Linked DNA regions of Homo sapiens: regions 1, 2, 4, 5, 6 and 7 are each linked to region 3. The links are chromatin loops, found by intact Hi-C in ENCODE. Cell type or tissue: ascending aorta. All regions are shown on one strand. Region 1 has its middle 23 kb from the start of SDE2. Region 2 has its middle 5.1 kb from the start of SRP9. Region 3 holds the start of LOC124904526 (a long non-coding RNA gene). Region 4 overlaps ENAH (ENAH actin regulator). Region 5 holds the start of ENAH (ENAH actin regulator). Region 6 overlaps EPHX1 (epoxide hydrolase 1). Region 7 has its middle 10 kb from the start of MIR6741.

Region 1 (4,000 bases), 500 kb before region 3:
TGCGAGCCTCAGTGAGGAAACAGTGGGCTTGTTGTGGAGTTTATTCTGCAGCCCTCCAGCCTGCAAACATTAATTGTGCATGTCTGATTAGTAAAACATTTGGGGGTGCACCCCACATGATGTCACTCATCTGTCAGAGCCCTCCATCGGCCTTGGAGTACAAGCCCACGCACTTGCAGTGGCCAGCAATCCCCTCTCAGGCTGCACGCCTCTCCCCTCTCTGACCTCATCTACTCCTCCTCACTCCACCACAGCCCCCGGGGCCTCCTTGCTGTTTCCTGAACCAACCAAACACACTGTGCTCCCCTGGCGTGGCACAGACTGTCCCTCCTTCCAGAACAGTCTTTTTCCAGACGTCCCCAGGGAAGACTCTCTCACCTTTCACTCGGTTTAAAATGGCAACCCCCACCCCCATCACTTTCTTTCCTGACTGGTTGGTTGTTTTGTTTTTTTGAGACAGCCTCGCTGTGTCGCCCAGGCTGGAGTGCAGTGGTGCCGTCTCAGCTCACTGCAATCTGTGCCTCCGGAGTTCAAGCAATTCTGCCTCAGCCTCCCAAGTAATTGAGACTACAGGTGTGCGCTACCACGCCCAGCTATTGATTGATTGATTGTATTTTTAGTAGAGACGGGGTTTTGCTGTGTTGGCCAGGCTGGTCTCAAACTCCTGACCTCAGGTGATCTGCCCATCTCGGCCTCCCACCGCGCCTGGCCGACAGTTTTATTTTTTTGAGATGGAGCCTTGCTCTGTCGCCCAGGCTGGAGTGCAGTGGCGCGATCTCGGCTCACTGCAAGCTCCGCCTCCTGGCTTCAAGCAATTCTCCTGCCTGAGCCTCCTGAGTAGCTAAGACTACAGGTGCGTGCCACCACGCCTGGCTAATTTTTGTATTTTTAGTAGAGACATGGTTTCACTGTGTTGGTCAGGCTGGTCTTGAACTCCTGACCTCGTGATCCGCCCGCCTCGGCGTCCCAAAGTCCTGGGATTACAAGCGTGAGCCACCGTGCCAGGTCCTGACAGGTTTTGTTTTGTTTTGTTTTGTTTTAATAGTACTTATTACCCCTTATCATATTTTTTTTTTTTAGTTAAATGTCCCTCTCCCCTCAGAAAATAAGCTCTGCCAGGGCAGAGAGTTGATCTGTTTTATTAGTGCCGGATACCTAAAATGTGCTCCATGAATATCTATTGAATGAATCCAGTGTACTAACATATTTATAAAACAACAAACAGAATTCCAAATAAATTCATCATCTCTCAACAGACCACATGACATGTCCACTGGGGTGTATGTACCTGCTTTGAAACATTTGCTTGTAGAAATGTGTGTCTTTTAGCCCGGGCGCGGTGGCTCACGCCTGTAATCCCAGCACTTTGGGAGGCTGAAGAGGGTGGATCACGAAGTCAAGAGATTGAGACCAGCCTGGCCAACATGGTGAAACCCCGTCTCTTCTAAAAATACAAAAAAATTAGCCAGGCGTGGTGGCAGGCGCCTGTAGTCCCAGCTACTCGGGAGGCTGAGGCAGGAGAATCACTTGAACCTGGGAGGCAGAGGTTGCAGTGAGCCGAGAACGCGCCACTGCACTCCAGCCTGGTGACAGAGAGAGACTCCTCCTCAAAAAAAAAAAAAAGAAAGAAATGGGTGTCTTTGAAGGTGGTTGAGGAAAATGACTGGGACTTACTGTTTTACCAAAATCTGAGAGCAACTGAAGTGAGTGCATGAGTGGCAATTCTGTAGAAAGGGATTCTGTTGAGTCGCTCAACACCAGCCAACCATTAAAAAGGTTACCTATTTCTGAGGAAGAGTCTTCCTGTAACCACTAGAGGGCGCTGTGCACTAACAAATGCCAGCCAAAGCCGTCAGGGAGAGACTGCTGGGGAAGGTGGGGAGGAGGTGGCGCGGCAGTGTTGCCTGGCAGTGGGGTAGCAGGTAGCAGGATGGCCAAATCCTGTGAGACCCACCTTTCCCCGTCCCTACACTCCCCTACACACCATAAGTGGCAGACTGATGATTAGGTGCAGCTGGCCTGGGGTGGACTAGGCCCTGTTCTTTTTTTATTTATTTTTTCTTTTTTTTGAGGCGGAATCTTGCTCTGTCGCCCAGGCTGGATTGCAGTGGCAGGATCTCGGCTCACTGCAAGTTCCGCCTCCGGGGTTCACGCCATTCTCCTGCCTCAGCTTCCCGTGTAGCTGGGACCACAGGCGCCCGCCGCCACCACGCCCGGCTAATTTTTTGTATTTTTAGTAGAGACGGGGTTTCACCGTGTTAGCCAGGATGGTCTCCATTTCCTGACCTCGTGATCCGCCTGCCTCGGCCTCCCAAAGTCCTGGGATTACGGACGTGAGCCACCGCGCCCGGCGCCCTGTTCTTTCTGATTCCTTAATTCTCAGATTTAGCTTCAGTTTTCACTGTACAGGTGGTGAATAAATCATTTAGTCTTGCTGAATATCCCATAACATTATTACTTCTGTCCTCAACAAACAACGTTATCTTTAATCATTTGCTGTTGTTTTCCGCTAGAGGAATTTCAGTGTCTGTGTATACAACCATGTCTTTATTTTTGTGTTATCAAAAATAAATCTGGGGCCGGGTGCGGTGGCTCATGCCTGTAATCCCAGCACTTTAGGAGGCCGGGGTGAGCGGATCGCCTGAGGTCAGGAGTTTGAGACCAGCCCGGCCGACACGGCGAAACTCCATCTCTACTAAAAATACAAAAATTAGCCAGGCATGCTGGTGGGTGCCTGTAATCCCAGCTACTCAGGAGGCTGAGGCATGAGAATTGCTTGAACCCAGGAGGCAGAGGTTGTGGTGAACCGAGATCACACCACTGCACTCCAGCCTGGACAACAGAGCCAGACTCCATCTCAAAAATAAAATAAAATAAAAATAAAATAAATAAATAAATCTGGGGGTATATATAGCTGTGTTGTGTATAGCTCTGACATATTTATTTGTGACTGGCCCCTGCATTTCTCCTTGGTGGGAAATGTACGTGTTGACATTAGGATTCAACTCAGTTATTACACCCAACCTGAGCTGCTCTTAGACCAGGCAGGCAAAAGAGGCCTCTGCCCAGAGTCTGCATCTAGAAAAGACAGAAACACAAGGCTAGGGGAAGAGGAGGACAAAATCCCAGCCCACACCCTGGAAATTCAGAGAAAAAGTGGCTGCTTTTGATCTAGGTTCATCTCCCCAGGTCATCCTTAGTTGGTGTTCAGGCAGACGGGGTCCAGGAGGTGCCCTTCCTCCCCAGCTCCATTCACGTGGGTGTAGTTAGTGGGGCTGCTAGAACTGCCTGGAAGTCCTGAGTGGGCACAGCAAGGTGTGGGGAGGGGACTCGTCCGCCCAGCTTCCGAGGAGTTGACAGATCCTTCAGGCCAGGCCCGGTACTGTGGCAGCGCTATTTCACGGGCTGTGTTTCTGTGGTTGCTCAGGACGATGAGGCTGTAAGGTGGGCCTCCCCGGCTCCAGGCTCCAGTTTTGTCTTCATGTGAAGAGCCTCAGGGCACATACTGACCAACATGACCAAAGTGAGCATCAAGCCTTACACTCAGAAAGTATATTTATTTGAATAAAATATCACTGTTAGACACTTTGGGAGGCTGAGGCAGGAGGATCTTTTGAGTCTGGAAGTTCGAGACCAGTCTGGGCAACGTAGTGAGACCTCATCTCTATTAAAAATATGGATAGATAAATAGATAGATAATTACTGTTATATTTTTGTATATTGGAGTTCTATGTAAGATTCTATTTACAAAAGCATTCACTGATAAAATTGAAAGTTTGCAGGCATTAATTTTTATATCACTATACAGAAATATGGATTTTGGAAAAATGGATAGCTCTTAACTGAGTAAAGTGGGAAAAAAGATGAAAAATGATTCTGAGATATAAGAATGAAATATTGCACCTGTTGTCATGTTAGAAGAGGAAGGACATAAAATTTTTGTAGAGATTGCAAAATCATTAATGCAAAAACAAAGATTATGCCTAGGAAAAAATGACAA
Region 2 (4,000 bases), 300 kb before region 3:
TTGCTACAAAGGACATGATTTCATTCTTTTTTTTTTTTTATGGCTGCTGGATGCATCCTTTAAACTAGGTTATTCCTTTCCTGCTGTGGCTTCTGAAAGGCTATCAGAGAGTGTCCTTTATAAATTGCTCACACATGCACAATGTCAGAAAAGGAAAAATTCCTTTCATTCCCAGTCAAGAAGATCAGGGCCTCTGTACCCTTTGTGGTTATCCTTTCTGCTTCATTTTCACACACATATCTTATTTGAGCTTTCAAACAACTCTGCCAGGGTGGTCAGTGAGCCTTATTACAATTCCAAAAATCTGAAAAGCTCTGGAAAACAAAAGTATCTTGGTAACTCCATTAGTAGAAAATGACCTGACCTCAAGTAAGGTTGCTTAGTCTTTATTTGTTTCACTTGGTGTGTTTGGTTCCAGGGTGGGGCACAGACCCTGCTGGTGGTATTATGTAATATACCACATGTGCACTGTATCACCTTTCTAGGATCCAAAAGGCTGTGAATTCTGAAATACGGGTGGCCTCAAGGATTTCGGACAAGGGATTATAGTCCTGTGCCACTCTCCTTTACAGGTGATGAAGAAACCAAACCTGAAAAATAAGTGACACTAAACAGATTGGCCCCAGACTTTGCTCCGGATTGTCCAGCAAATGGCAAAAGCCAGTGGATGTTAATCATAACCGGAAGTGACAGGATTAATTTTGATTTTTAGAAAGTGTAACTAGTAGAAATACAGAAGCTAGATCGGTAAAGCAGAGCCTGGGTGCAGGGTCAAAACCAAAAGCCCTTGCACTTTTCCTTATGTTCACCACCTCCCGCGATTGTGTTCATGTCTTTGCCTCCCATTCCTGATCCCATTTCTGATCCCATTTCCCATCCCATTTCCACTGTATCTACCCTCTCACCCCAAAGTTGCTTTCATGGGTTCACCAGCTGACTATTATATTACCCACTCCAGCAGACATCTCTCAATCCTTTGTGACTAGATTATTCAGCTGTATTTGAGGCCACTGGCCACCCTCTAATCCCGAAAACTTCCCAGACCCCTGGCTTTTTTGGCCCCATTCTTTCTCGCTCCTCTCTGACTTCTGCTCTGGCTCTGTCCTGACCTCCTCTGCCTCCCCTGGTTCTTCAGGATTGGGATCCCAAGACACCAGCCTCTGGTTTTCACCTTCTCTAGTTCTTCCTGGACAATACCCTTTGAGTTTTAACCCCAACCTCCATGCTATGAGGCTCCTGGATTCCTACTTCGTCCAGGCTTCTTCCCTGAGCTTCAGATTCATATATCCCACTGCCTACCAGGTCCACAGCTAACCCCAGAGTTGAATTGTGGAAGGTGAAAACAATTTCTCACCAAATCAAAATTTCTAAGCTGTAAATGTGATGTCTCTTTAAAAAAAAACAACCTATTTTATTATTACTGTTGGCAAATTATTAGTAACATGCATATTCAACCACCAGAATTCAGTTAACTGTGTATGGCAGACCTTTTATAGGCCAGTCATTGTGCTGGGCAAGGCAATTTACAAGCTAGTGAGGTCAGGGGCAGAGATAATAAGGCAAGTTCACAAATGCCAATAGCTGAAGCTGGAGAGCGCGTCAAAGCGAGGGAGGGAGCAGTCTAATCCCTGAGGCTTGGCAGTACCTGTGTTCACTTCCCCTCCCTTTACATCCTGTTCTGTATCTTCCCAAAGGTCTGCGGAGGCATGCAAGAGGAGGAAAGTTTGGTGGTTGTTAAGATAAAGAGGAGTGACTGTTTTTGAACTCTTTCTTTTGCTTAAGTTTTGGTGCCTCTTTGTTTTCCTCAGTTGTCTTCTAAAAACAATCAGCACTGTAGCTGCTTTAGACTAAGAACATATATAGGTCCTTAAATGGATTCTTATATTAATAATCATAGTACTAGTCCGAAGTGCTGCTGGCTTGCCAGGAATGTGTGTCATGTTTATTTTCACTTATTAAATATTTATTGACCCCGCTATATGCCAGGAGTGAAAGAAGACATTGTTCCTCTTGTACTTCCCAAGTTTCATGGATTCAATGCAAGGCAGACAGGGTAAAACAAACCTGGTAAGAGAAGCCAACCAAGAAACCGGTTTGCCCAGGAGGTTGTGTCCCAGATAGGGAGGGAAGGAAACCTGAGGGAGTCCTGACACCAACGTGGGTCTGGGGCAGCTTTGATTCAGTGTCCAGTGGAGGGCAGTGGTGTGCAGACAGTCACACAGAGACAGCCATCCCGGAGGGCTGACTCCAGCCTTTCTGGAAGGAAATGGTCGCCCATTCAGTACATCAGTACATACACCCAGCTTAGCTGAAATCATGTTGGTGGACTTGTTTACCTTTTGCTCAATCTCAACACTTCCTTTCACAAGGGCTCTCATTTGATTACCAGGAATCTCCAATCCAGTTTAATTTATTAATTCCTTACTGAGCACCTAATCCGGGCCTGTCACCCTACCAGGGGTGCTACAATGACTACAAAGATATGCACAAGAAGCTTACAAGTAATGAAAGCAGGGGAGGGTGCAGGGATTAGGCAAGTTTACAAATAATCAAAACTGAAGGCAGAAATAAGCATGGATGAAGCACCTACCATAACAGGGCACAGTACACTGGGGTTTCAGAGAGGCCTGACCATTTCCTACCCTCATAGCTGTTTGGGGAAATCAGGAAGTAAACCAATTACAAGATAGAACAATATAAAGTGTCACTGTATGAAATGCCGAAAAATGTTCTTCCTTGTGTATGTGTGGGAGCAGCCCAGAGCTGACCCCTAGGGACCCACATTCAGCACTCCCTAGGGGATTCCGATCAGAAGCCCTGGAGCAAGGATTGCAGCTGGGGTGGGGGCCGGGGCTGAGAACAGTGGGGAGGGAAGGGCAAAGAAGGCAGGGATAGAAGTCAACCTAAGAAGGTTGGGCATGGTGGCTCACACCTGTAATCCCAGCACTTGGGAGGCCTAGGTGGGTGGATCACTTGAGGCCAGGAGTTCAAGACCAGCCTGACAAACATGGTGAAACCCCGTCTCTACTAAAAATACAAAACTTAGCCAGGTGTGGTGGCGTGCACCTGTAATCCCAGCTACTCTTGGGAGGCTGAGGCACGAAAATTGCTTGAACTTGGGGGGCAGAGGTTGCAGTGAGCTGTGATCACACCACTGTATTCCAGCCTGGGTGACACAGCAAGACTCCATCTAGGAAAAAAAAAAAAAAAGAAGTCAACCTAAGAAATATAGCCCCTCCAAGGGGGCTCAAGGGACCTCTAGACCAAAGACTGTACTAGCACCCTCATGCCACCCCTACCTACTAAGGCATCCCCCAGGGACATCTCAGAGTTCCTGGAGGCTTCTGTCACTGCCCCAGTTGCACCCCACTCCAAGAATGTGATCATTTCTATACTTTGGGTAGGTAATGATCCCTTTTAGGTGAAACAGATTTCAAGCCGAACAAACACCTTCAAAAAACAACAGAGGAAAAAAAATCTTGGTTTTTTTTCCCAAGGACGTTGAGAGAAAACAGGCTCAGATGGAACCTTGGGTATCGCAAAGGCCACCCTCAATGCTGCCTCCTCTGGGGGAAGCTGGGTCAGGCCAGGTCACACCCTGTCCAACCTCAGCTGCTGGCTGTTCTAGAGACCAGAGGCCAAAGGTGGGGGCACTGAGATTCCTGAGGTTCCTGGCTTGTCAGTTTCATCTGAAACTGATTAAAATGAAATGCAAACCCATATGGCTGGGAAGAAAAGGTCAAGATTTTGCCCCCACCTCCCACCTCCTCCCATCCCCTTCCCCTCCTCCCCTCCCTCCCTAGTCCTCAGCATGCAGCTCTCTGGCTGAATCCCATCACCGCTCCAATTTCCCCTTCACCCGGGCAGCCCCGCACTGAACAGAAACTCCGCAGAATGGCCCCATTGTAGACCAGACAAACCAAAATAGCAGCATCTTCTGTTCTCCGCCTTAGAGAGATTCACTTAAAATCCCGAAGTCCCAGATGTGGACGACAATGGA
Region 3 (4,000 bases):
CACAGTCATTTCAACCTCAGGGACAATTTTAAGTAGCTTTTCTTCTCTCTCTCTCTTTCTCTTTTTTTCATGGTCTCACTCTGTCACCCAGGCTGGAGTGCTGTGGTGCAATCTCAGCTCACTGCAACCTCTGCCTCTCAGGTTCAAGCAATTCTTGTGCCTCAGCCTCCAGAGTAGCTGGGATTACAGGTGTGTGCCACCATGCCCGGCTAATTTTTTGTATTTTGGTGGAGACAGGGTTTCATTATGTTGCCCAGGCTGGTCTTGAACTCCTGCACTCAAGCAACCCGCCTGGCCTCAGCCTCCTGAAGTGCTGGGATTAGAGGCATCAGCCACGGCGCCCGGCCCCTCATGTTGCTCTTTTGGTTTGGATTAGTCTGGACTTTCCAGAGAAGCAGAACGAAGAGGATGTGGTGTGCATATGTTTTTCATAACAGCACTAATCCCATTCATGTGGGCTTTACCCTCACAACCTCACCTCCTAGAGGCCCCACTTATGCACACCATCACCTTGGGAGTTAGGATTTCAACATGTGAACTTTGGGGGAAAATAAACATTCAGACATATACATACAAGTATATTCAGACACACACACACACTTGTGATAAGGAATTGACTCACTTGATGATGGAGGCTGCAGTGTGAGTTGGCAAGCTGAAGACCTGGACAGCCAATGGTGTAGCTCCAGTCCAAAAACCAGCAGGCTCAAGATGTGAGACGAGCTGAAGTCTCAGTGCAAGTCTGAAGGCAAGAAAAAATGATGTCCCAGCGCAAGCAGTCAGGCAGGTAATGTCCTTCTACCTGTGGGAGCGTCAGCCTTTTTGCTCTAGCAAGCCTTCAACTGATTGGACGAGGCCCACCCACACCAGGGAGGACGTTCTGCTGTTCTCCGTCTGCCCATTCAAAGGCAAATTGCATCCAGAAACACCCTCACAGCCATGCCAGAATCATGTCTGACCAAATGCCTGGGCATCCCATGGCCAAGTCGACACTGAAAATGAACCTTCATGGATATGTGATGGTCTTCCCTTGGCTGACAAGGACCCAGCAGGCACTTTGGAAATGGGAGTTTCCTCGACTTTAGGCCCAATCAGAATGCTTCCTTGGCCACCAAGAGGAAGGGGAACTGTGACCATTTACTGCCATTTCCCATCCGGCCAGAAAGAGGTGTCATCTCCATTTCCTCACCAAGGGGAAGGAGAATTATTTTTATTTTTTGAGATGGAGTTTTGCTCTTCTCACCCAGGCTGACAGTGAGTGCAGTGGCCCGATCTTGGCTCACTGCAACCTCTGCCTCCAGGGTTCAAGCGATTCTCCTACCTCAGCCTTCTGAGTAGCTGGGATTACAGGTGCGCACCACCACGCCCAGCTAATTTTTGTATTTTTAATAGAGACGAGGTTTCGCCATGTTGGCCAGGCTGGTCACCGGACCCCAGGTGATTCTCCCGCCTCGGCCTCCCCCAGTGCTGGGATTACAGGGGTGAGCCACCGCGCCCGGCCGGGAGGAGAATTCTAACATCGGCTCTGGATCCGTCTGTTTGTTCTGCAGTTCCCGCCAAAGCCAGACTGCTTCCTTGACCCTCCATGGAGGGGCAGTCCTGGGAGTTCGCAGGCTCCCGGGCGGGGCATTTAATGGAGCAGAGGGCGCCCCGGGCAGGGTGGATGGTACAGGCACCTGGCCAGGAGGAGCACATGAGGTCCTGGGCCAGGACAGGCCTCAGGAGCAGCTGATGAGAAGACACTGCTGGGGAGAGGAGCTGGCCTCGACCCCATCGAGTCCTTGGAGGTGGTGGGTCTGCTGTACTCTGTGCGGTGTCATTTCCATCCTTTCCAAGGCTGGCATCACTGCTTACACCATCCCACCAATCTCACCCAGCCTGCCCACCTGCCCTCGTCCACCGCAGCCGGGCTGGTGTGGGGATTTGCAGGCAACCACTCGGATCCTCCCAAGGGAGCGGGGAGAGTGTGGAGCAGGGAAAGGCGGCACGTCCCAAGGCCGCAGGCGTGCAGGTCCGCTGGGCGCCTAAGGCCAGCCGGGTTCTGCCGGGGCCCAGGGCCTGGACGGTGGCGCTCGAGCGACCCCTGGCGGTCATGCTCGGCAGCGCGCCCCGTCCAACGCGGGTGCGCAGCGCCCTCTGCCGGCCGACGGGCGTCCTTGCCTTTTCCCGGCCTCTCAGTTTGGGATTGGAGGGTACTGGTAGGATCCTATTTCACAGCTGAGAGACGGAGGCACAGAAGTGAAGTAATGCATCCGAGGCGAAGCTGACTGAGAAAATACACGAATGCAGGTATTCTGACTGAAGAGTCTGCATGAAGTCCAGGGTAACGAATATGACCTTTGGTTATGTCAACAAATGTGTCCACAGAGCCTTTTTTCTCCGCTCAGCTGGTCGGCTGGTTCCACGGAGCTGTGTTGAGCCCTGGGTACCCCACTTTTGAAGTTCATCAGCAAACTACAACATGTTCAGGTTGCGTGGTGAGAGTGGTGGGGGACTCCAAATCCAGTCGTATGAGGAACAATGGAAAGAATGGGGTGGCAGGTTTCTTCAATCCAGAACATTCCACTGGCCAGGGCTGTCCTCCGGAGGAGGAAGCATCCTCATGAAGTGGACATCCTACTCACCAGGGGCCTAGAGAGTGCCGGGCTGGCCACTTGCTGACTGGTCTGGAAGAATTAGAATAATTATGGGAAGGCCCTTTAAGGTGCTCACAAGCCTCTTTAGGAGACACAGGTACTAATCATTAGGAACGAGGCAGGAGGCATGCATGGCCAGTGCTGTGGAGTGGGCACGAGGCTGTCTCGTCTCTTCACTGGGCAGGAGGGGAATCATGAGGTCAGAGCGCTTCGGGAAGGTGGGCGCGGCACAGGGTTCTGGCTCAGCCCTGCTGCAGTGTTGGGTCAGAGGCATGGATACCACCTGTGAGGTGGAAACGGATGGACAGGAGTGTAGAAGACAGTGCCACAGGCGGGATTCTCCAGGAGGCCAACCCTGAGTCAGAGTTAGGAGAGCAAAAGATTTATTGGGAGCCAGGCACGGTGGCTCACGCCTGTAATCCCGGCACTTGGGGAGGCCAGGGTGAGTGGATTGCTTAAGACCAGGAGTTTGAGACCGGCCTGGGCAATGTGGCAAGACCTTGTCTCTACAAAAAATACAAAAATTAGCTGGGCATGGTGGCTCGCACTTGTAATCCCAGCACTTGGAGAGGCCAAGGCAAGCAAATCGCTTAAGTCCAGGAAAATTTGAGACCAGCCTGGGCAACATGGCAAGACCTTGTCTCTACAAAAAATACAAAAATTAGCCAGGTGTGGTGGTGCACACCTGTTGTCCCAGTGTGTCCGGAATTGGTGGGTTCTTGGTCTCACTGACTTCAAGAATGAAGCCGCGGACTCTCGCGGTGAGTGTTAACAGCTCTTAAGGTGGTGCGTCTGGAGTCTGTCCTTTCTGATGTTAAGATGCGTTCGGAGTTTCTTCCTTCTGATGGGTTCGTGGTCTCGCTGGCTCAGGAGTGAAGCTGCAGACCTTCGCGGTGAGTGTTACAGCTCTTAAGGCAGCGCCTCTGGAGTTGTTCGTTCCTCCCGGTGGGCTCGTGGTCTTGCTGGGCTGAGGAGTGAAGCTGCAGATCTTCCCGGTGAGTGTTACAGCTCATAAAAGCAGCGTGGACCTAAAGAGTGTGCAGTAGCAAGATTTATTGCAAAGAGCCAAAGAACAAAGCTTCCACAGTGTGGAAGGAGACCCGAGCGGGTTGCTACTGCTGGTTCTGGCAGCCTGCTTTTATTCTCTTATCTGGCCCCACCTACATCCTGCTGATTGGTAGAGCCTAGTGGCCTGTTTTGACAGGGTGCTGACTGGTGCATTTATAATCCCTGAGCTAGATACAAAGGTTCTCCACGTCCCCTTAGTTAGATACAGAGTATCCACACAAAGGTTCTCCAAGGCCCCACCAGAGCAGCTAGATACAGAGTGTTGATTGGTGCCCCCTGAGCTAAACACAGGGTGA
Region 4 (4,000 bases), 79 kb before region 3:
ACAAGCTCTTGTATACTCTTGTGGAAATGTAAATTACTAGAACCAATTTGGAAAGCTACTTGGAATTTTCTACTAGAGCTGAACATACACATGTCCTGTGATATTTCCACTCCTGGGTATATGCCCAACAAAAATGAATGCTTGTTTGTACCAAAAGACATGCAGTAGAAAGTTCATAACATCGCAATTTTTAATAGCCCAAACTGCAAATAATCCAATTGTTCATTAATGGGAGAATGGTTAAATAAATATGATTTATACAAACGACTACCATAGAGCAGTGAAAATGAACAAACCACAGCTGCATGCAACAAGTGGATGGCTCTTACAATTTTGAGGATAAGAGAGCAGATACGTTTAATACATGTTGTATAACTCCATTTATATAAAATCCAAAAACCTACAAAACTCGATTAATAATAGGAAATAAATCTAATGAAAGATACTTAAGACCCCTATATAGATACTCAAGACCCTCCTCAGAATGATATGTTAGTTTTTGGATTTCATATAAATGTAGTAATTTATGATGTTAGAAGTGTGGCTAGTACCTTTTGGGAGGTGGGAGGAGTTAAGAAGAGGGGCTTCTGGTGTTGCTGTTTGATTTCTTAATCAGGGTACTGACTTCATGTGAACATTCAGAGAGATACACTCTTAGGTTGTGTATACTTTTTTGTATTTGTAAAACTTCAGCAAACAAGTTAAAATATATTTAATGAGGAAAATTTTTTTTTGTTTTGCTGATTTACTTTTTTTTTTTTTGAGACAGAGTCTCGCTCTATCGCCCAGGCTGGAGTGCAGTGGTGTGATCTTGGCTCCCTGCTAACTCTGCCTCCTGGATTCACGCCATTTTCTTGCCTCAGCCTCCCGAGTAGCTGGGACTACAGGCACCCGCCACTGCGCCTGGCTAATTTTTTGTATTTTTAGTAGAGATGGGGTTTCACCGTGTTAGCCAGGATGGTCTCAATCTCCTGACCTCATGATCTGCCTGCCTCGAGCCCTCCCAAAGTGCTGGGATTACAGGCGTGAGCCACCGTGCCCGGCTGATTTACTGTTTTATGGCAGACCTTTGTAATCAGCGAAAAGCTTAACTTCTATCAGACTGATATTTGTGTAGATTTTACCCAGATAATTGTTTAAGCAATTTTTGCCAAGGTCTGTTAGGAACACATTTGAATGAATATATACAATCAGCATTTGTTGACATCCTTGATTTTGCCAATTATTGGTTTGACTTTATAAAGAATTATTATTTTTTAGGTCGTGATAAACTGTGCCATTCCTAAAGGGTTGAAGTACAATCAAGCTACACAGACCTTCCACCAGTGGCGAGATGCTAGACAGGTGTATGGTCTCAACTTTGGCAGCAAAGAGGATGCCAATGTCTTCGCAAGTGCCATGATGCATGCCTTAGAAGTGTTAAATTCACAGGAAACAGGTAAGGTGCCCATGGTTTATTTGTATTTTCTTTCTTTTTCCAGAGACAAAGCAAAACTGAAGATTTACTTGTATTCTTGAACTGAAGTGCCATGTGTATGTTAAAACAAATGTTTGTTAACTTTTAGATCTTGTATATATTTGAAGTAGTTTTTGAATTTTTATTTTCTATAGAAATGTGAACTTTTTATTGATGATAAATGTATAATCTAGAAAGATAATCCTGTGAGTTTAGTTCTTTTTAATTCTGTAACCCTTTTATTTGAAGTATTTAGATGGGTTTCATCCTGCTTTAGAAACACTTCCGTTGCAAGTACATGAAGCCCAGAGAATATGCAGTGGATAGGAATTATGCTTATTTATCATCTTTGTGTAAAGAAACACATGTTTTCTGAAAGACATTTTTCAAAGCATGGACTTGAAGTAGGACTGGGTCTCCTTCCCAGTAGGTAAAAATGTGATTCTCGGTTTTTTTAAAGATTTTAGGAGTGCCCTCAGGTGGTATCAGTCATGAATTGCATCTCCTCTGATAGTGCATATTGGTTAGAAATATATATAGAAATCACTTTTTAAAAAAATCTCAATTTTTAAAAACTGTACATATGTCAAGGATAAGCTCAGTTTTGTCTTGGTTTAAAAAATAGAAAAATGTACCAGTGTGTGGTTATTTCTTTGAAGAGAGAGATTTTATAATCAGGAAATAATTGTTATACATGAAAACACAAATATGATTACTCTTGCCTATATTGTATATTTAGTAATGATTTTAATGATATAAATGTACTGTAAACAATATATATTTTAAGAGGAAAGAGTTGCAGTCAGATGAAAATTTGATACTTTGTTGAAAGTGTAGAATATCAAAATCTGTTCAAAATCTGTTATAAATACATTAAACAATGTATATGTTGCCTTATACTAAAAAGGGTTGAAGCATCTAGCTGGTGTGTTAGTCTGTCAAATACTAATTTCAGAGCAAGAAGACATTTTGGGATCTTGCAGAAACTTAAAGTTGTTATGCCTTTAGATGTTTTGTATCAGATCTTCTTTTGAGGAAATTAATATCAATACATAACTTATACATAGGTTGCATATTTTGTCTAGTTTGAGAAAATAAACCACTAGAACTTGGCCTGGTGTGTCTCTAAGTCCAGAAAATAGCATAGGAAAGTCTGTATAGTCTTGTATGTAGGTCATTTCTCTAAGTCTCTGTACTTCTCTCCTAGGTGTCAGTATTTTATTGGCATGCTATCATAGGTATAGAATTGCTTTTCATTTACTGTAGTTTTACCATAGGGAAGAAGCTAGAATTGTGATTCTTTTTTTTTTTTTCTTAATATCTTGTTGGATAGGTCAGTTATGTGATAAATAATTAAGGTACCAAAGTTTGGAGAGTAGACATTTGACTATCCCGTGTTTTAGAACAAACTAGCATTATTTTTATTTCTAAACTTTCAAAAGTGTATCCGTTGATATTAGAAACTAAATGTTACTGATATTAGGAACTTATATTGGAAACTAAATGTTCCTTTTTTAAAAGTAGTTAAAATTTTATTATTCCTCTTGTCATTGACTTTTGATTTTTAGTTTTTAGCCAAATGGAAAGGATTGTTTCTCTCAATGAGTAGTCATATGGTTTGATTTCAAAATGCAAATTTATTTATTTATTTTTTGAGACGGAGCCTAGCTCTGTTGCCCAGGCTGGAGTGCAGTGACGCGATCTTGGCTCACTGCAACCTCTGCCTCCCGGGTTCGAGTGATTCTCCCTCCTTAGCCTCCCAGGTAGCTGGGATTACCGGTGCTCACCACCACACCCAGCTAATTTTTGTATTTTTAATAGAGATGGCGTTTCACCATATTGGCCAGGCTGGTCTCAAACTTCTGACCTCAAGTGATCTGCCCACCTCGGCCTCCCAAAGTGCTGGGATTACAGGCATGAGCCACCGTGCACAGCCTTTTTTTAAATCTTGATCTTTTCAAATTAATGAATCTTAATGTGGAGAGACTCAATTACATTCTCTATTGTAAGGTAATAAGCATTAAGAAACAATGTTCCACATTATAGAAAGTTTGGCAAATAGGAAAATCGGCCATCATTTTACAAGCTACACAAGCATTTTAGTGTGGGAAAAAGGCTTCTTGTTAGATGATTTTGATACTTTATTCTCAGTCACAATCTCAACCACTCATACTAGGGGCTGAGGAAAGAGAGATAATGGTGGAAGAAATGAGTCCATCACAGCTGCCTCCTGGTATTGTGGATCAGTCACTGGCAAGGAAGCTTTTAGTTCTGTAGTTTTTCATCATGGAAAAAAAACCATATAGAATGGCTAAGTTCTAAATAGTCTGATTTACTTAGAAAATGACTGTTTTCATAAATTACTGTAGTTAAATACTATTTCTTATTTTTGATGGCCTTAATTAGTGTGGAAGTAGAAGCATGGGAGAGAGTAAGATGTTAAGAATCAGGGCCGGGCACGGTGGCTCACGCCTGTAATCCCAGCACTTTGGGAGGCTGAGGCGGGTGGATCACGAGGTCAGGAGATTGAGACCATCCTGGCTA
Region 5 (4,000 bases), 180 kb before region 3:
TGCCCAGGCTGGTCTTGAACTCCTGGGCTCAAGTGATCTGCTGCCTCAGCCTCCCAAAGTGCTGGGTTTACAAACCTGAGCCATCATGCCAGGCCCAGACCTAATTTTTAAGCAGAGTTTATGAGAAGAGAATCAGCTTTAATTTTTATTGCCTTAGTGCACTCTCATCCCATAAGAAGGTAGTTTGATATAGTCGAAGGAACAATGGACCAAGATTTGGAAATCCTGAGTTTAAGTTGTGGGCAAGTTACTTAACCTCTCTGGGTCTCACATTTCTTTTCTGAAAAATGAGTGGGCTGGACCGAAGATTCCTTCCATCTCTAAAATTCTTTTATTCTATATGGTAACACATTCCACAGCATTTCCTTTGTGACCAGAATTAGTCTGTGACTTCCTACCTCAAGTATCGCTTTGCACTCTTTGAATGTTAAACCAAATATGAACAAGAAGCAATAACATTTTGTCACAGCCAACAAATTGCCCTTCCACAGAATGACCTTTGGGGGTCAGGCCACCCATTGCAATATCTAAATCCAAAAGGCAATGAATGCTATGACCAACTTGTGAGCTGGCAGGCTGCCATCCAAAAGGATGGAAATGGTTGTAGGCAGCCAAAATTCTTGGCTGGTACATTTTTAATAAACATAGAAAATAAGAACAGCATTTTCCACTTGGATTGCTTAATTTGGTGCCCATACCATTGGAACATTTGCTGTTAGAATAAAGATGATGTGATATATCACTTATTTAGCGCAGGATGGATTAACTTTCACAAATGAGAAGTAGGTTATGGAGTCATCTGTAAGGAATTTTTATCCTTGTTTCTTGTGTCTGGCAGGAGATAGCTTGAGTCATTACAGCACTCTCTCCACCCCTTTTGGCCCTTTGTAAGAGTTTTCCCTGAAACATAAGCTCTGTCGGATTTACTGTATTGCTATGAATGGACTAAGGCAAATTGGTGTGACTTCTCTGTGGTCGAATATGTTTTATTAATACTTTTCCAAGATGGTTCAATATGTCTTAATTTTTCCAAGAAAAAACTCTCCACAGCACATGTTCAAATACTTGAGGTATGTGTTTCAAACTACAGGGAGAAACTTACGTAAGACAATGACCCTCATAGTTGGTAGCTATGATTTTTAATCATGCCTGTTGCACTAATTGATCCAGTTACTTGAGCTCTATGTTTCCCTGTCTCTACTTGCAATATGGCAACTAGAACATTTGACTGGCAAGTTTGTTTTCTCTCCAGTGGTTGGAGATCCTTGAATAAAATGCCCTCTGTAATGGTAAGCTGTAATTAGATATGTGGGTGGAAATTAGCGTTCTTCAAGTACACCATGTTTAAGGCAGAGGCATCATGCTTTCTACTACCTGAGGCCACCTTGATCCTCTGCCATAGCTCCGGGTCACTGCTTCTATAGGGCTGTTGGTCTAAGGCTGCCGGTTCCAAAAAGAAAATAACTCGGTATTGAGCTCTGAAACCAGGAATTTTATTTATTTATTTATTTATTTATTTATTTATTTATTTTTTAGATGGAGTCTCGCTCTGTCACCTAGGCTGGAGTGCAGTGGTGTGATCTGAGCTCACTACAACCTCCTCTTCCCGGGTTCAAGCGATTCTCTTGACTCAGCTGGGATTACAGGCGTGCACCACCACGCCCGGCTGTTTTTTTATTTTTTATTTTTAGTAGAGACAGGGTTTCGCCATGTTGGCCAGGCTGGTCTGGAACTCCTGACCTCAGATGATTCGCCTGCCTCAGCCTCCCGAAGTGCTGAGATGACAGGCGTGAGCCACCGCACCCGGCTGAAACCAGGAAGCTTTTTTTATGGTTAAAAATGGGCTACACAGTTCAATTATAGACAAATCAGGCATTGACCACGGATCACTATAACCTGTCTTTTCATTTGGAAGTGTACATTATCCCAACCTTCCTAACTATCTTTTGAATGGTACCTGCATCTTAAAACAAAACACCAAAACTTTTGAATGGATTCCTGGAGTCATGGTAGGTCCTCCATTTTGGATGAGATCCTTCAGCAATAGGATCCCTGTAGCAACAACCCTTTTCTATCCTCCTCACCTTTTATACAGAAAGTACATCCCTGTCTTCCGGACTAAAAGGGGGCCGTAATTCGTACAGTTAAAAATTTTATTATTGGATTTGTTTTTAGATTTAAAAAAAACCGAAAACAAAACCTTCAACAACGATCAATTCTGGCTTCCTGGATGCCCTCCTCCCCGACTTGACTTGAAATGAAATTGCCTCGCCAGTATTTTATATCTACTTTTTAAGGGAGGTGACTTCAAGACCATTGGGAATGACGAAAAATTTAAAATTATCATTAGTTCCTCTCTCTCCCCGCCCCCTGCCCGGGATTCCCTCTTTGCTAATGACGCTGGAAAGCGGCTCCACTGGCTGCGTTTCTCTTCTTCCACTCTTGCGGCAACACACTGTTCCGCGCGCGTCTCCCGGCGACTGCGTTTCCCCGAGAGTCGGCTGCGTTCGTTTGGGGATGAAGTCATCCCTATACCTAGTGTGCACATCAACTCGTTCCATCGGCGCAGCACGCTGGGATTCCTCGGGAAGAAAAGGAGCGAAGGGAACAATGATGACCATATTTTCCATTTATATGCCCCTCCTCAACTCCGCAGGAATCGCTGGGCGCAGCCGCGGCGAGGGCGGGCAGTTGGGCTGACCGGGATGCCCCCCGATTCCCTCATCCCCGTCCTGAGACCGCAACAGGGCGGGCTGAGCACTCGCCCCGCGCGAGGGCACCCGGCCGCGAGCCGACCCGGAGTCTCCTGGCCCGGCCCTGTGCCCAGTCACGCGTCCAAGCTCCCCACGCCGGTGCCTACGGGTCTGGCGCCCAGGAGGTCTCGGCGCCTCGGTCTCCGCACCGTGGCCGTGGGGGAGGCCTCGGAGCTCCCCAAGCCTCTGGGGAGCGGGAGGCGACGGGGAGGGGGCCGACGGTCAAGGACAACCACGGGCGAGGAACCCCGGCCGACAACTGGCCGGAGGTGTTGGGCGGGAGGGGGGGGTGGTGGCCCGCCCGAATCCCAGAGGGGTGCAGGGGGCGGGGTAGGGAGGCAACAAAGAGCCTCTCTCCGCCGCCGCCGCCGTCGCGCTCGCTCTCTCCCAGCCTCGCTCTCCGCAGTCCGGCGGGGGCCCGGCCGCCGGCGCGGGGGAGTGCGCCCGGCCCCCCGCCTCCCCTTTCCTCCCCTCCCCCCGCACCGCCCCCTCGCCCCCGGGGGAAGGAGGGGAGGAGGGCGGCGCCTGCGTGTTCCTCCGCCGCGCGCCCCGCCTCCTCCCGGGTTCCTCGCGGCGATCCCGACTCTCCTCCCGCGGCTGCAGCAGCTGCCGGTTGCACACGGCCTCGGCGGCGGCGCGGCGAGCGCGGGCCTGTGGAGCGGCGGCCGGGCGCGCGGCCCCGGCGGGCACCCCTCAGAGGGCGGCCGAGGAAGCTCCGGGAGGAGGAGCAGGACCACGAGGAGGTGGGAGGCGGCGGCCGCCTGGGGACCAGCTCCGCGCCTCGGCCTCTCCGCCCCCTCCCCAGCCTTTCTCTCGCCCTCTTCTCCCACACTCCCGGCCGGCGCCTCGGCTTTGTGCGAGGAGATGGTGTAGCCCCCTGGCCGCCGAAGGAGGAGCCGGACACTTGTCTCCCGTCTCCGAGCTGCTCCCCACCCCTGGAGGAGAGACCCCCCCCTCGGCTCGGCGCCTTCTGCGTCTCCCGGCTGGTGGGGAAGCCTCTGCGCCGCCGGCACCATGAGGTGAGGGGCGCGCGGGGCGGGGGCCGGGCGGGCCATTGTGCCGCGGGAGCCGCGACCCCCGTTCTCCTCGGACCCCGCCTTCCCTCTCCCGGCCCGGCGCGTCTCCCCTGGTCTCCGGTCTGTTCCTCCCCCCTCCGCCTTTTGTCCCTTCCAATTTCTCTTTCTTTCTTGGAAACCTCCCCAACCCGTGTGGTTTGGGGGTCTCGCTTCATCGTTCTCTCATTTTTC
Region 6 (4,000 bases), 370 kb before region 3:
GGTCCCAGGGCAGCGTTCTAAGCCCCCCTATATAGGTAGACTTGTTTCTTCTACAAAGTGAGAAATCCTCCTAGGATCCAGGGCTAGGAAGTTTAGTTTCCTCTGAGAACTGCTCTCTTGTGCTTCCTTCTGTGATCATGAGAACTGTATAACTGTGCTTTCTCTTTTGCCCTGGCTGCTAGGAAATTCTGCAGGTGTCATATTTTCGGTCTTAATGTCCTAAATGGATGTCGGTGTTTCTTCATATGTCCTTTATGGCCACTGTCTGTGTCCTGTTGGGAGAAGGGCAGGAGGGGAGGGATGCAGTGTGGAAGCTCATGCCTGTCCAGGCCAAGCACAAATCCATTTGCTGACAGCCCTACGTGCCTCGGATTCTGAACGGCTTGGCCTCGGAGAGGACAGCACTGTCTCCGCAGCAGCAGCAGCAGCAGACCTATGGTGCCATCCACAACATCAGCGGGACTATCCCTGGACAGTGCTTGGCGCAGAGCGCCACGGGCAGTGTGGCTGCTGCCCCCCAGGAGGCCTGAGGCTGGGTGAGCTGCTGGCTGGGCCAGGCTCAGGGGAGCCTGTGGGGTGAGAAGACAGGTGAAGCGGCCTGACTCCCAAGTTCATGACTTCTTCCCATCTGTTTTAGGTCTCACTGCTCTGAAAAGACACAACCAGAATGGCCTGGGGCTCAGGCCCTTGGCTGAGTGGGAATGCGTTGGGACTGCCCAGCTGAGCTATCAGGTGCCCATCTTTTCTGGTCCCAGCAGTGGTGAGGAGAGCACAGGCAGGCCTCGCCCCTCCCTTGCTCACCCAGTTTCCCCTCCGGCACAAGCTTCCAGCTCTGCAGCTGGGGTGACATCCCCAGTGGTTTGTCGCCAAGACCATGTGGTGGACTTTTCGCCCCCCAAACTGATGAGTCCGGGAGAATATATGGAGAGAGAGATGTAACAAGGGGAAGGCCTCCTCCCTTCTGAGCACACACACAACCGATAACCAAAGAGATGCTGCAGTCCAGGTCTGAGGTCCCGCTGGCATCCAGCTCCCTGCTCCATGGCCAGTCCCTCCCCAGCCCAGCAGTCCCTCCAGGCTACATCCAGGAGTAAGCTATGGGGAACAGGTTGGGAGGTGGCCAGTGCTCCTGCCAGCTGTGCACACATCTCTGTATCCCGCTAGAGTTCTGTGTTTTTGTATCATGTTGTCAGGGACGCTAGCTGGGTCAGGGTTACCCCATAGCAGGCAGGGACAAGGACCACTCATAATATGCCCATTGGACCACAGTTAAGATCCAGCCTCTCTCACCTCTTCAGGGCTGAGTGCATGAGTCTGCACCTCCAGGCAGGCTCTGTGCAGTACTCACCCCCTCCGTCTGCTCCCTCCAAGGTGTGGGGGTGGGCAGTGCTCAGGGCCTCCTCGGAGCCAAAGGACAGCATGGTCGGCACAGAGGAAGGGGTACCTGGGCTGGGTGCAGGGCCATCCCACTGCCCTTGAGCTGTGGCTCTGGCAGGAAGGAGGGGCAGCCCATCCCTCTTCTCCCTCCTGGGGATTCTGGGGAATGGGATGCAACTTAAGACTTCTGCCTGAGAAGCCTCCTCCCTGCTGCCTCCAGGGGGCACCAAGGCACAAGCCTGTGCAGTAGGGGCGGGATGGGGGTGTGGAAGAGCAGGTCCAGGCTCCTAGCACAACTGGCCTGGGGCCTTGGCACCTCTGTAGGCCCTGCCTGTGCCTGTCCGCTGGCCTGGGGGGCCTGGGCTTATCTGGGCCTTCTCACTCAGGGACTCTCTTGACGCTGACTTGCCCCCGCAGTGGTGGCCAGTGCTGCCTCTGCTCCAAGCTGCCCCTGCGCTGGGAGGGGTGGGGGCGGTGCCATTGGTCTGGTGCAGCATAGCCCTGGCCAGTGGCCTCATCCCCAGCAGGCCTCCCGTGCCTCTGCCAGCAAGGAGGGGCCGGCCAGCTCTGCTTGCACAGGGGGCCCCATGTGGGGTCAGCGCACGCTCATGTCACTGAGTTCCAGCCGCTTTTAGAGTAAAGTCGTTTATCATCAAAGCCATGTTGCTTACCACACGGAGTTGGGGGTTGGGGAGTGAGCTTGGAGGGGTGAGGGGGTGAGCGTGGGCTCCCAGCATGGGCAGGGGACGGAGGCAAACTCATTCCTCAGAAAAGGGGTATCTTCCCCAAGAAAAGCCTGGAGGGCACTTGTGGGGGGAGGTGGCAGGCGGGGGGAGAGGGGTGGGTCATTGCCGCTCCAGCACCGACAGGAACTTGCGGATGTCCTGGGCGAGCAGCTCCGGCTCCTCAAAGGCCGCAAAGTGGCCCCCACGAACCATGTAGGAATAGGAGATGAGCTTTGGGTACTTGAACCTCACCCACTTTTCAGGCGTGTGCAATAGCTCAAAAGGGAAGGCAGAGAAGCCAGTGGGCACATAGACCTTCATCCTGGAAGTGAAAGAGCCGACGGAGGGGTGAGGCTGTGGCCCTGCGCCCCTCCGTCCTGCACAGCAGGGGGTTAAAGCGCCTGGGGGTGAGATCAGCTGGCCCACCCACAAGGAGCCATAAAGAAAAGGACAAATCCAGGGTCTCAACCGCTCTCCCCTCACTGAGGGCCTTCTCTTTTCTGGGAGGGCCACCCAGGCAGGGGCATGGGACAGCCTCTAAATCCCCACCTTTGAGGGTTTCCATGTGAGACTTGGAAATCCCAGAACCATCAGTGCCACTCCAGACCAGCATCCTAGACTGGGGAGCGGTACTGAGGGCCGCCCGGGAGCCAGGCACCTGGTCCCTCCATGAGGGCTTTCTCCAAACACCTCGACCTTTAGTGTTCCCATCCAAGGGCCCCTGGGGCACCTGCAGGCAAGGCTATACTTATCCCACCACCAAGTGCCCTTCGTGGAGCCCAAGACTGGCCGTCCCCCTGCCTCCAGCCTCAGAGGCCCCTGTTCTCGGCTCAGCCAGGCTCACCGCTCATGCTTCTGGGTCATCCAGCCCTGTCCCAGGTTCTCCTTGTAGAAGCGCTGGGAGGAGATGATGGTGCCTGTTGTCCAGTAGAGCATGACGTTGGTCAGCAGGTCGTCCAGGGAGAACTTCCTGGGAACGCAGAACACAAAGCCCCACTCTCAGTGCCACATGCAGTTGTGTGACAAAGGGCAGCCAGAAAGTCCTACAAATGCCAGGCCCTGCCCATGCGGCTTCCCTCCTCAGACCTCATGCAACGTGTGTGGTATCCTCGTGTCACAGGCAGGCTGCGCCCAGGGCACTAGACTGGAGCGCATGGATTTAGTTGAAGTGTCTCTTATCACCCCAAGGTCCTCCCCCCACCCACCTTGCCTCTACACACCTGTCCCCTCTCTCCTGCCACTGACCTCTCCTCCCTCCCCTCAACCCCTGCACCGTGAAACTGCTCAGGGCACCAGCTACTGTGGTGACCACATACCAGGCAGCATGTTCTAAGCTCCTTACCTTCTTTTAATTCATGTTTTCCTCTCAACAGCCTATGGGACATAGGTACTATTATCTCCATTTTACTTATTAAGTGGAGAATCCAAACCTAGCCAGCTTGGGTCCAGGATGCATACTCCACAGCCCCCACCCCACCTTCCACTTTCCCCAGAGCACGCCCTCCCAACCCTACCTTCCTCACTCAAACCCTGAATCTCTAGCAACAGCAGCAGGGAGCAGGGACAGAGATAAAGGGAACAGCCTTTTCAATGTGATTTTGGTGGCAAAATGAAAACTGGTCAATGAAAACTAGTTCCAGTATACACATCACCTCTGTGAACTGGATTTCTGCAAGTTGGCCAAGTGCTTCCATCTCCCTTTCAGCTCTGCCCGCAGCTTGAAAACGACCACGACCACCATTTCCACCCTAGTGTATTCCTGTTCTTTCTAGAACACAGATCTGATCCTGTCTACCTCCTGCTCAGGGATTTGGTGCTCCCTGTAACCCGGGGCCAGAGCTGCAGGAGTGGCCTAGTGGGATAGTCTGGTGGGGCCTCACATCTTGCTCCAGGTATCC
Region 7 (4,000 bases), 440 kb before region 3:
GTAAAAAGGGATTGGGATGGTTATCAAATTTATAACAGTTTTCCATTTTAGGAAGGATTATGTGGATAAATGTTCTGTCCTCCTTGAAAATAAGTGACTGAAAACACATGCTGGTGGGCTGCAGCAGAGCATGTGAGGTTTGGCTGGACATCAGAGACTTGTCAATTGAGGTACTTTGATATTGAGCGACCACGAGAGGCTGAGAAACCAGTGTGGGGTCCGGCGTGGTGGCTCACGCCTATAATCCCAGCACTTTGGGAGGCTGAGACAGATGGATCACTTGAGGTCAGGAGTTTGAGATCAGCCTGGCCAACATGGTGAAACCCCGTCTCTACTAAAAATACAAAAGTTAGCCCAGTGTGGTGGTAGGTGCCTGTAATCCCAGCTATTCAGGAGGCTGAGGCAGGAGAATCACTTGAACCCGGGAGGCTGAGGTCGCAGTGAGCCGAGATCGCTCCACTGCACTCTGGCCCAGACGACCGAGCAAGACTGCATCTCAAAAAAACAAAACAAAACAAAAAGAAACCAGTGGGGGTATGTACCTCTCAGTTACTGCTCCACCCTGAATTCTAAGATATGTGAATATGAAATTAGAATTTCATGTGTAGTATCTTTTCAATTAAATTACAATAAAGATTGCTTTCCTTCTGCCAGTGTAGTTAATGAACTTCTGGTAACAGTAAGAGCAAAGGCCTGAGTTCTAATCCTCACTGCTCAGGTGACTTCAGGTAAGTCATTAGTCTGCTTTGGTTTCAACTTATTATTTCATTAAAATGGGAAATAGATAATACTTGCTCATCCTTCTCTCAGGGTGGTCAGTTGCTTTGGGCAAAGCCTTTGGGTAACCTGGGTCACTGTGCAGCCGGGAGGCCCCTGGGCAGGTGACCATGTTGCTTTGACACAATCCCTCCCCCTTCTACAATCCCACACACTGCAAGCTTTCCTCTTTCCTAAGATGGGAAGCCCAGCCAATGCTCCTTGTCAAGCAACTTCACATATATGACTTGAGGCGTAGAAGCTTTAAAAACAAACACGTGTCTTCTTTTTATGCACCAGATCTGGTTTTACGCATGCAAGGCCCATGATCTCATTTAATCTTTAATAATTATGATGTAGTTATTTGGAAAACTCAGGCTTGGACAAGTTGGGAGCACAGCCAGTGAGGGGAAAGGCCTGGGTGCCAATCCAGGTATGTCTAAAACCAAGACCCGTTTTACAGTGCACTGACCTGACCTTCCATGTGCAGGCACTGCTGCCCTCACTGCTCTCACTGAGGGGTCCTCTGGCTGGAAAACAAGGAATGATCCCCCAAAACTAGGCTAGGTGAGAAGGTGGAGATGTAGGCAGAGGGTGATGCTGTGGGGATCCCTGGATAGGTGCCTGGGAAGAAGGCCCAAAAAACAGGGGGGGATGGGGACTGGCCTCCATATAGCCTGCAGTGGTGTGGGGACCTTGCCTGAGTCACTGGGAAACCCACTCAGAGAAGCAAATATTTTAATTTTTTTGTTTTGTAGAAACAAATATAACCATCATTACTATCTGCTCTTTGAATTAAGGGAAAGGAACAAGAAATGAGCATTTATAAAGTTATGCCATTGCCCGGATCCCCGCATAATGCTCCCTTTGCCCTAAACAGTGTATCTTTCTGCTGAACCCCACGGCCTTCCCCAGTGCCCCGCTGTCTTGCTCACGCCCCATCTCCGGGGCTGCCTCTTCTCTCCCCAGCTCCTTCCTGGGCCATTGGTCCTTGGCATCCTGGACTGTCAGTTATTTTCTCATGAACACAAGTCTTTGCTCTATAGTAGCGCTTCTGGGCTGACAAGGGGCTGTCACTCGTCGCATCCAGCAGGAGTCCCACGGCGATCTGGAGGCACGTAGGGAGGGGGCATCCCCATCCCTGTCCCCATCGCCATTCCCGTCCCCCATAGGAAGAACTCAAGGCACCCATCCAAGATGACTGGGGAAGCCGGTGTCAAAATCTCAGCCTCCAGACTCGAGTCTTCTTTCCCGTTTTCCCCACTCAGCTCACAGAAGAGTTCCTAAGAAGACCCTTGAGGACAGCATTGTATTTTTAGTAAAGACGGGGTTTCACCATTTTGGCCAAGATGGTCTCTATCTCTTGACCTCGTGATCCGCCCGCCTAGGCCTCCCAAAGTGCTGGGATTACAGGCGTGAGCCCCCGCGCCTGGCTAGTGGTTCCTAAAAAACGTCCCTTCGCGGCTCCAAGCGGTCCCGGCCGCCCGCGGCCGAGGAGGACCTCCCCGCGCCGCCAGAGGGCGCCAGGCGCCACAGCCGAACTCCCCAGGCCGCCAGCCCCGGCCTGGTTGGAGAGAAACCGGGTGCAAACCCCAGCCCCGGCTGGGTGCCCACCTGCTAGTTGTGGCAGGTCATTTCCTGAGTTCACATAGCAAAGCAGCTCAGAGTTGGATCTAGGGGAAAGCGCTGGAATCCACGCTCCGCTTCCCCACGCAGCCTCGCCTGTGGCCCCAGCAGCGCCCTCTGCACATGGGAGGTCGGGCAGCTTAGCGGAGCTCCCCGGCCAGGGACTCAGGCCTCACCAGGGGCCCGCGTGTCCAGCCTGACGTGGGCCATCTGAATCGAAATACACCCATCTTGCTCAAGACGAGGCCTAGAGAGTCAGTCACTTTAACGACAGGTGACCTTGGGTGAGTTATTCAACCTCCAAGAACTTATCTGTCAAGTGAGGGTGAGAAGGATCCCCACCTCATGGGCTGAGATGAGGATTCAATGAGATAAAGGCTGGGCTTGGTGTCTGGCAGGACAGCGCTAATAACCAGAGGTTGCTGTGGTGTTGATTATAACTGTTAGGGAAACTGAGGCCTGGAGAGGTTAACTGGAAAGACAGGACCCAGCACCGGAAGTGGGTCAGGCTCCACTCTGGGAGGGTTCAGGGTCCTTGTTCCCCAGGGCACCGCTGGCTCCAGACCTGGTTCCCAAACCTAATTGATCATCTGCCTTTTTAAATTAAGGGAAATAGAGAGGAAACTAGCATTTATTGAGTTCTGTTTCCAACCTTATTACCCTTGACTCCTCAAAATGCTTTTTCTATCTGAAAACCAGACCTGTGCTTAACTGTACAACCCACTGTTACTAGTCACCTCATTTTCTCCACCAGAAATGCCTTCTCCTTGTCTTTTCTGCCTCTCTGAATGTGACAGACCCTCATCTCCCACCCCAAAGCTTGGAATCAGAATCTCTGGAGGTTCCACTGGAGATGCTGACCCTCAGCTGGGTGTGGGGCCACTGCCTGTGGAGCTTGATGAATCCTTGTTAAATTGAATTGAGCTGGTTGTGGCCTGCAGCCAACATTCCTAGGTGTCCAAAGAGATAGACCAGAAAGAAGGTGAAGAGGAAACACTGTAATTACCAGTCAATATATATTTATTTAGATCATGGGCACATAAAATGCAAATTATTCATGGACCAGGACCCCCTATGTTAGGGTGTCAATATCCCGACACATTCAGGGCCAGCCCTGGGAAATGGAGTTCCAGGCAAAGAGAAGCCTCAGGGCATTGTGGAGGTAAGGCTGGTGGGGAGGATAGAGAGAGAAGCTGGACTTCCTATAAACTTGAACTTCCTCTGCTGTGTAAAAATTCAGTGGGGTGAGGTGCAAAAAGCACCTGCCTCAACCCGCCCTGCTTGCATGCACACATTCATTCATTTATTTCAATCCTCACCTATTGAGTGTCCACTGTGGGCCAGACCGGGTGCTACGCATACAATCAGACCTGATCACTTTATTCCCCACTGGAGTTCCTGGTCTGGTGGAGGAAATCAGGATACAAAGAAGTGATTGCAAATTCCATATGACAAGTTAATAAATGGTGGCAGTGAGGAGCACTGGGAGAAGGGAGGAGGTGTTCAGGAAGACTTGGCAGAGAATGTCAGGTTGGACATGGGTTAGAAAAGATGAGGGGAGTTTTCCAGCTGGAGAAGTGTTAAAGGACCAGGGTGCTGAGGAGTGGCACCCTGGGTG

What was found. A loop is a pair of places that touch in the nucleus more often than their neighbours do. Peaks named below come from ENCODE experiments on the same cell type or tissue, not always from the same donor. Only the 100,000 strongest peaks of a DNase experiment are listed, where the experiment ranks them.
Region 1: it touches region 3 in a loop (7-fold over the local background); 108 of 110 quality-filtered maps call a loop at or near these places.
Region 2: a loop joins it to region 3, with 9 times the contacts of the local background. A loop is called at or near these places in 99 of 110 quality-filtered maps.
Region 4: a loop joins it to region 3, with 3 times the contacts of the local background. A loop is called at or near these places in 24 of 110 quality-filtered maps.
Region 5: it touches region 3 in a loop (2.9-fold over the local background); 47 of 110 quality-filtered maps call a loop at or near these places.
Region 6: it touches region 3 in a loop (10-fold over the local background); 71 of 110 quality-filtered maps call a loop at or near these places.
Region 7: a loop joins it to region 3, with 12 times the contacts of the local background. A loop is called at or near these places in 82 of 110 quality-filtered maps.

Annotation. Positions count from the first base shown.
Region 1 is chr1:225,973,979-225,977,978 of GRCh38, reverse strand. No RefSeq gene overlaps it. Among named protein-coding and RNA genes, the nearest start is that of SDE2, 23 kb to the left of the region's middle. In ascending aorta, a CTCF peak has its summit at 1,822 (motif pointing right); a DNase peak (open chromatin) is centred at 1,848.
Region 2 is chr1:225,770,679-225,774,678 of GRCh38, reverse strand. No RefSeq gene overlaps it. Among named protein-coding and RNA genes, the nearest start is that of SRP9, 5.1 kb to the left of the region's middle. In ascending aorta, a CTCF peak has its summit at 2,184 (motif pointing right); a DNase peak (open chromatin) is centred at 2,208; H3K27ac peaks cover 329 bases.
Region 3 is chr1:225,473,233-225,477,232 of GRCh38, reverse strand. LOC124904526 (a long non-coding RNA gene) reads right to left here and starts at 1,266. Exons shown (of 2, transcript XR_007066903.1): 1 at 623-1,266. RefSeq lists enhancers at 1,759-1,848, 3,745-4,000 and a silencer at 1,999-2,238. In ascending aorta, CTCF peaks have their summits at 1,922 and 2,126 (motif pointing left); DNase peaks (open chromatin) are centred at 2,002 and 2,552; H3K4me3 peaks cover 298 bases.
Region 4 is chr1:225,552,344-225,556,343 of GRCh38, reverse strand. It overlaps ENAH (ENAH actin regulator), which reads left to right. Exons shown (of 14, transcript NM_018212.6): 3 at 1,261-1,438. Among named protein-coding and RNA genes, the nearest start is that of LINC02765, 87 kb to the right of the region's middle. In ascending aorta, a CTCF peak has its summit at 1,946 (motif pointing left); no DNase peak of the experiment used is centred here.
Region 5 is chr1:225,652,458-225,656,457 of GRCh38, reverse strand. It overlaps ENAH (ENAH actin regulator), which reads left to right and starts at 3,335. Exons shown (of 14, transcript NM_018212.6): 1 at 3,335-3,772. The coding sequence starts at 3,768. RefSeq lists a silencer at 3,356-3,485. In ascending aorta, no CTCF peak of the experiment used is centred here; DNase peaks (open chromatin) are centred at 547, 857, 2,487 and 3,237; H3K4me3 peaks cover 2,807 bases; H3K27ac peaks cover 4,000 bases.
Region 6 is chr1:225,843,570-225,847,569 of GRCh38, reverse strand. It overlaps EPHX1 (epoxide hydrolase 1), which reads right to left. Exons shown (of 9, transcript NM_001136018.4): 8 at 2,947-3,072; 9 at 2,007-2,424. The coding sequence ends at 2,223. TMEM63A (transmembrane protein 63A) reads left to right here. Exons shown (of 25, transcript NM_014698.3): 24 at 357-536; 25 at 638-2,034. The coding sequence ends at 530. Among named protein-coding and RNA genes, the nearest start is that of EPHX1, 35 kb to the right of the region's middle. RefSeq lists an enhancer at 854-1,664. In ascending aorta, a CTCF peak has its summit at 1,597 (motif pointing right); a DNase peak (open chromatin) is centred at 1,649.
Region 7 is chr1:225,909,785-225,913,784 of GRCh38, reverse strand. No RefSeq gene overlaps it. Among named protein-coding and RNA genes, the nearest start is that of MIR6741, 10 kb to the left of the region's middle. RefSeq lists a silencer at 2,171-2,360 and enhancers at 2,501-2,550, 2,561-2,620. In ascending aorta, a CTCF peak has its summit at 2,270 (motif pointing right); a DNase peak (open chromatin) is centred at 2,284.